2 separate regions of the Homo sapiens genome follow, and region 2 is linked to region 1. The links are chromatin contacts, found by Hi-C or POLR2A ChIA-PET in ENCODE. All regions are on one chromosome and are shown on one strand. The core of a region is the stretch at or near the end of the contact, and the rest is flanking DNA. Distances in the headings are between cores, read along the strand shown. Region 1 has its middle 34 kb from the start of CCNI. Region 2 overlaps SEPTIN11 (septin 11).

Evidence for each region. Hi-C counts contacts between places; a loop is a spot of excess contacts on that map. ChIA-PET counts read pairs that join two places held with the same protein, here RNA polymerase II (POLR2A). Pooled maps may share reads with other maps.
Region 2: a map of heart left ventricle shows a loop between it and region 1 (2.0-fold over the local background). The contact joins two enhancer-like sites. A Hi-C loop is called at or near these places in 5 of 168 maps with a recorded cell type or tissue (CD4-positive, alpha-beta memory T cell, CD8-positive, alpha-beta T cell, endothelial cell of umbilical vein and 2 more), 1 of 37 single-sample maps with no recorded cell type and 9 of 50 pooled maps. POLR2A ChIA-PET finds 5 or more read pairs at or near these places in 18 of 52 experiments (AG04449, AG04450, BJ and 13 more).

The regions. Positions count from the first base shown.
Region 1 is chr4:77,039,941-77,043,373 of GRCh38, forward strand. It overlaps a transcript of SEPTIN11 not described here. Among named protein-coding and RNA genes, the nearest start is that of CCNI, 34 kb to the right of the region's middle. Within about 2 kb of position 1,376, at least 2 of the 41 ENCODE cell types and tissues checked have a DNase peak (open chromatin) inside an H3K27ac peak, as active enhancers do.
Region 2 is chr4:77,000,529-77,004,214 of GRCh38, forward strand. The region is part of intron 2 of SEPTIN11 (septin 11); the gene reads left to right. Among named protein-coding and RNA genes, the nearest start is that of SEPTIN11, 53 kb to the left of the region's middle. Within about 2 kb of position 1,548, at least 4 of the 41 ENCODE cell types and tissues checked have a DNase peak (open chromatin) inside an H3K27ac peak, as active enhancers do.

The sequences.
Region 1 (3,433 bases), core at 126-2,625:
AAATTATGCCAGTTTTAAGCTCACTTGAGTGAAGTTTAAGTCACAAGATTCTGTTTAACATGCTTTCCTTGTTTTGGAAACAACCAAAAACTTCCCTTTTTTGTTACGGGATTTTGACCTACAAATCCTAATCATGTTTAAAATGTGCCGGTGTTGGGTAGATGACTTTTCTGCCTCTGGGGTTCAATTTATATTTAAAGATACCTTAAAATAACTTACTGGCCCATCCCTGCCTTTTTATTTGTTGTGAAGCTCTGTACCTTGTGTCCACAGCTTTTTACCAAGACCCATATGTCTTGGACCATGGGAAATGAACCCCAAACAAGTACATGTCTCTTCTCCCAGATAACAGCATCATTAACAATGGTTCTGATTCACATTGTCTTCTCAGAGTTACCTAGGTGGATTTCTCTACAATATCTGCAAAAAAACCTGCTGAGAATCAAAGCATTCAGACTTGATCACTTAAAATAACATCCATATCCAAACACATACTTCTGCCAGTTGAGTAAGCCTCTGATTTCTAATGCTGACCTGTTTGTGATGAGTCAGATTCAGGGCTAGATTACTTTAGTTAGCAGTCACTTCTTGGGGGCAGTTTTCATAGTGAAGGGACAATTTTCAAATCGTATGTATTATAAAGCATGGACATATATTTTGTTATCTTTCAATTTCATTACCTGTTTGTAGATAGGCTTATTTCCATCTTTACTTTTCAGCTCCATAGTAGGTAGATCATAGAAATACCGTTGGTGGCATGAGTTGCCTTTAATCAAGATCCTCAGGAGTGTTCCCCTCTGAATAAGAATGGTAACATATGGTTCCTTTAGACAGTGAAATGAAGAAGCAACAGTCCCTGCCTCTTGAATCACTTGATTCCTGGAAAGAGATTATTTAGAGCAATTGGATGAACAAGTTGGCAAGCTGCTTTCTTTACTTAGAAACTAAGTAAATGTAAGTAAAGTCAGATACATGTGAGCCATTAAATGATCAAAATGTCAGCATCAAAAGCCATCCCCTTCATTCTACACTATAATCTGTAAGGACAGAAATCTGCTAGTAATGTGACCAGTGGAGTGGGAAAGGAATAGCAGCTCCTTACCAGCTGATGCCAGAGCATGACATCAGTTTTGCAAGTTAAACATGTAGTTCCTGTTGTGTGAGACTACTGTCATCACTACATATAAGTGACTTTATTCTTAAACTCCCTATTTTGATATTTTAACTTTATTCTATCATTTTAAAAACAAATTCTGCATCAGATTGTAAATATTTTTTGAGCAGTATTTAAAAATCAAATTAGGCAATATTTAAGTAAGAAATGTATGTCTGTTGTTGCTATTTCCTTTTTTGTTTTTCTGTTTTAGCTCCCAGAGTAGAGGAAGTTAATATGAACCATGTTAATGGGAGGAGTTGGGGAACTGAGAATATTATCAGTACGTTAGCCTCAGTCCAGTTACCTAGGGGAACCTGATCATGTACACCTCTGGCCAACCGAGTGCCTTGCCATCTCAATTCCCCTAAGATAGATTGCCATTCATTTGGCATTTTACAATAGGCAGTTCTTTTTCTCTAGTGTTGATAAAACTGGTAGATTTTCTCCTGGCTGACCAAGTAAGGGATGTGAAACCATCTTGGGTATAATTACTAGCAATAAAAATTACTGGCTTATCTCAAACAAGATTGTGGAAAAGCAAAGCAGGGAGAAGTGAGCCATCTAAACCTGTTTCCATTGGTAATAGGCTTTTTGTTCTTCATCAATCTTAAACAAATATTAGTTCTTTTCAGATACAGACTCTGCCTTAATACGAGCATAGTCTAGATGGTCTCCTTGAGATTAGCCCAGCACACGTGTAAAGGAGAGATCCAACTTTCTCAATGGTTATGCACTGAGCTGGACAGATAGAAACAGGTCCTCACCCCCAATAATTGACCGAACTTCTTTTCCCGTCAACAGTGCTTATCAAGTTCCTTCTTATTTGGTTATCTATCTATCTATCTATCTATTTATTTATTTATTTATTTATTTATTTATTTATTTTTGGCCTGCTATTGGCCCAGATTATGGGTAAACAGGTCTGGTATCAAACAAATACGTGGCTAAGTGCGATGGCTCACACCTGCAATCCCAGCATTTGGGAGGCTGAGGCCGGTGGATTGTTTGATGTCAGGAGTTTGAAAACAGCCTGACCAACATGGTAAAACCCTGTGTCTACTAAAAATACAAAAATTAGCTAGGCATGGTGGCGCGTGCCTATAATTCCAGCTACTCAGGAGACTGAGGCAGGAGAATCGCTTGAACACAGGATGCGGAGGTTGCAGTGAGGCAAGGCCGCCCCAGTGCACTCCAGCCTGGGCGACAAAGCACATCTCCGTCTCAGAAATAATAATAAAATAAAAAACACAAAAGACTATTAAAGTTTTTTTAAGCCACCTTTAAAACCTTTTGTTTCACAACTGACTTATCTTCCCACCTGGAGACTGACAGTGATGGCAGTGTGGCTCACTTCAGAGTTCCTAGTGCTTGAATTTTTAAGACCATGGTATCTAGTTTTTGCGAAGGATGCCATCTGTCTTTCAGGTCAATCTCCAGCAAGCAACTGGCATACCCAGGGCTGGTGAAGGGATTGCTTGTATTAATTTTTTTTTTCTTTATTGGACTCTCACTCTGTTGCTTAGGCTGAAGTACAGTGGCATAATCACAGCTCACTGCAGCCTTGACTTCCTTGGTTCAAGCAATCCTCCCACCTCAGCCTCCTGAGTAGGTAGGACTATAGACATCAGCAACTATGCCTGGCTAATTTTTTTATTTTTTGTAGGGATGGGGTCTCATGTTGCCCAAGCTGGTCTCAAACTCCCGGCCGCAAGCATTCCTCCCACCTCAGCTGCCCACAATACTGAGATTACAGGCATGAGCTACTGTGCCCAGGTTGCATGTGCTAATTTGAGAAGACTAATTGGGAGCCTAGGTGTCTACTCATCTCCCTTTCCTACCTTGCTATTCCTGATTAACAGCTATATATAAATGAGACCTATTGGTTGTCAGTGGAACATCACGTGAGGTACAAAAGATTTCACATCTGCCTCAAATCAGTTACTTGTAGGGATGTGAGATGAATAGCCTTTCAGTCCATTGTGGAAAGTTTCTTCCAAAGTTATGGCACCTAGACCGGGGAGGCAAAGGCTATTATAACAAGATTTTTTTGGTCCCTGTCTCACAAAAGAACAAATAAATGTGTGTGTTTGAGGGTGGGGAACGGGGAGCAGAATAACATTCCATAAAGAGCTGGGCTTAGACAGGTGCATTGGCTCAACATCTGTAATCCCAGCACTTTGGGAGGCAGAAGTGGAAGGATCACTTGAGGCCTGGAGTTTGAAACCAGCTTAGGAAACATAGTGAGACCGTATCTTTAAAAAAATTTTTAAAGTTAGC
Region 2 (3,686 bases), core at 298-2,797, 39 kb before region 1:
AATTTATTAATTCACTCATTCATTAGCAGATATTTAGTGAGCATGTGTTATATGCTAAACACAAGCAAAAAGTTTAACATACGACAGATTTATAGTATCTATAAAGTAAAAACAAAATGATTGCTCCAGATGAAACACAGCTTTACCTGGAAAAATTTCTCCATGGATTTTCAGAAAAGAGATTTGGTGTATGTAGTGGTCTGGGTTCCTGGGCATCCTCTAAGTCAGTGCAATTGTTTAATGAAATGCCAGGTGCCACACGCTGGCTCATCTTATGCCGGAGTATGTTTCATCAAAGGTGATTCTATGAGGAACAAGAACAACGCAACTTAGGTATGTAGCTTTCTGACTCTCTGATTCCATCCAAGAGTAAAATCTAGAATAATTAGGGAAGGCAGGCAGATCCCCATGCACAGTTACTTACTCAAGTAGCCAGTCTTGGCAATTAGAGTGAAAGATGCTGAATCACAGATCAACAATTTGTTCAATCTACCGTTACCTTCTAATTAATAATACAATCCCTCTGTTTTTCCCCCGCCTTGTTCACCTTAGAGCTCGTAGGTTAAATAAGCCTGAGGATAGAATGGAAAAGGTAGGACTGCTTTCCCCTGTGATGTGGGCATCATGTTTACTAGCATTGGCAGGAATAGGAAAAACAGAAGTCCCAGATAGCACTTTAATAAGGTCTCTAATTACTGTAGCAATAGAGTGTTTAGGCAGATGAATTTATGATAAAATAAACAACAAACTCTGAAAAAAATCTATCACAGTGGCATATCTCTGTATAAATCATCACCATGATCATTTTTGTTTTCAATTAACTTTTTTTTTTTTTTAAAGATGGAGTCTCTCACTCTGTCGCCCAGGCTGGAGTGCAGTGGTTCAATCTCCACTGACTGCAACCTCCGCCTCCCAGGTTCAACGGATTCTTCTGCCTCAGCCTTCCAAGTAGCTGGGATTACAGGTGCCCACCACCACACCTGGCTAATTTTTGTATTTTTAGTAGAGACGGGGTTTCACCATGTTGGCCAGGATGGTCTCGAACTCCTGACCTCAGGTGATCCGCCTGCCTCAGCCTCCCAGAGTGTTGAGATTACAGGCGTGAGCCACCGTGCCTGGCCTGCAATTAACTTTTAATAAATGTCTCCTTTGTGCCAGGCATTCTGCTAGGGAGTTTTGAAATACTTTAGTCATTGACTTTTCTGAAAATATTGTTATGGTTGTTTGGTTTGAATTGGAACCTATGCCTAGTAGGCTTTTAGTTATTCAGTTAGAAAGAAATTTTTGTCTTATGGGTCCTCAAAAATATAGATGAGATTCCGCTTACAAAGATTAGAGAGAAGCCTCAAAAACTAATCCCAGTGCTTCAGGAGGCCAAGGCAGGAGAATTGCTTGAGCCCAGGAGTCTGAGACTAGCATGGGGAACACAGTGAGACCCTGTCTGTTAAAGAAAAAAAGCTAATGCATTGAAAAACTTCCCTAGTTCTTCTAGAGTTCCTTTTATTCCAAAAGCTGTCATTTCCTGCTGAACTGCTTTTGGTGAATCACACTGCTGCTGGAGTTGCCGTGTCTAATTACAGCTCTTAAAAGCACAGACCATAGAAATGGAAAGCAAAGCACACCAAAGTTTAGAGGAACAGTGGTTTTTTTCAACCCATTGATTAACCCTGTGCTGTAAGTAGGGCCTGGTATGCTAATTGTTTGTAATTTCCACCTTAATGTAAATGATAATTAAAATTACCATGCCTTTAAAAAGTATGGTGTTCCTGATTCACATGGGTGCTTAAGCAATTTTCAACCTAGTAAAATAAGATGATAATTTCAGTCTTGTCCAGGTAACCTGGAATGCTTGCCATGTAATTGAAGTCTTTATTGCTATTCTTAGGGAAGAAGATGAAAGTTAAGTAGGTCACTTTCTACTGACAGAGCCTTTCCCATGAAGGAGAAACTTTTATAGGGCAGATCTGCTTCTGTGCCTTTTGTGTTCTAAAAATAGGTAAATCCTGAAAAGAAGTTGGCTCTGCTTGAGAATGTTACACTTGTAGCATGTACTTAAAATGACTCAAGTACCTTCGGTATTGACTAGCAGTGAGAACTCTGTTTTATTTCTGTATCCACTACACAGTAACTTTGTTTTGCTCAAAGTTAATTTGTTAAGCCATGAATGGTGAGTGTGAACTTGTTAAACTCTTTCAGGTTAGGGAGCAGAGACTGGTTTTATATTGCTTTTATGGAGGGTTTTTTTTTTTGTAAGACTATTCAGGAAAGTAAGGAAGACAGGAAACCGTCTCAACTGCTGCACAGCCAGACCCCATAGAGATCTGGAATGACATTCAGGATGTTACAAACGTGCAAACAGTGTCAGTGTCTGTTTTTATTCATTACTTCATCCCTGCACCTATGCTTGTCACACAGTGAGCGCCCAAGCATTAATTTCATGATGGATTTCCGATGCTCTACCCCATCTATCTGCTCTTTCCTGTATTCCCAGCCTACATTCTGTCTGCAGCATGGCTTCTGTTTACTTACACAGCCTTTGCTGCCTCATGGTTTCTGCTTACTTACCTCTCTTTGTATATTGTTTCTTTTTCATGCCATCACGCTGTGTGGGGATTGCATGTATCTCATTCAAATACCCAAAGAGAAAAACTGTGATTAGATAGACCACTCTCCAATGTGGAGCCCCAGCTCATAGTGAAATGATTGGGCTTCTGTTGTTGCCTTGAGGTCAGGGACCTAGCCATGGTCTGGTTGTCTGTGGCCAACTAGCAGGGCCATGGATGTAAAGGATGGTCTTGCTTATAAGAGGAAAGCGGTTATGACAAACACTTAGAATGGTGTTCCCATAATTATAAATTAGAGTCTGACTGGTATTATTCAGTCATGTTCTAGACCAGATTCTAAGATGTGGGAGAACACCCTATCAGGCTAGTTTCTTGAATTCTCAGAACTTGGCACAGAACTTGTATATAGTAGGCACTGGAAAAATACTGGCTGAATGATGGTTGACTAAAGAGGAAATTCTGTGATCTTAGATGTTCAGGGACACACAGGAAAGGTTAAAGAGTAAGATGAATATACTTGACCAACTTTTATCCTATAAGTGAATCATCATAGTTACAGGCAAGCCATATAAGGCTTTTCTAATCAGAGAAAGCTCAAATCCAGAAAGACTTCATCCTCCTTCACTTTTGTATTATGTTAGAAAGCAATGAGTATACAATACAGAATTTATAACTAGTAAGTAGATTTTGTCATTATAGTGGGAGGGTTGCCCAGAGCTTTTCTTTTTTCCATAGAACACTACCATCCTTAAAGTCATTATAGCAGTCCTTAGAAGAGGGGATGCTCCTAGGAACATATTGGGATTAGAAGTAGTTGAAAGGGCTGTTCTATATTGGCAAGTTTAAATTGAGCTGGAAATCTAATTGAAAAATTTTCCAGATTAAGAAAGAAAAAAGGTATCCCTAGGGCTAATGTTTCTAGATTTCTACCTGCTTCTCTCCATCATCATATGCTCAGCCACCACCACCACGAACATAAGGCTGTTTTTTTCTCATTGCCAACTGTCTTTGACTCAACAATAAGAATTAGAATTAAGAGAGAATTTGCTTGGTGTTATTTTGAGGGTTGGGCTGCAGTTCTTCATAGCCCCACATTTGGGTGTCATCATGTGATTGGTACAG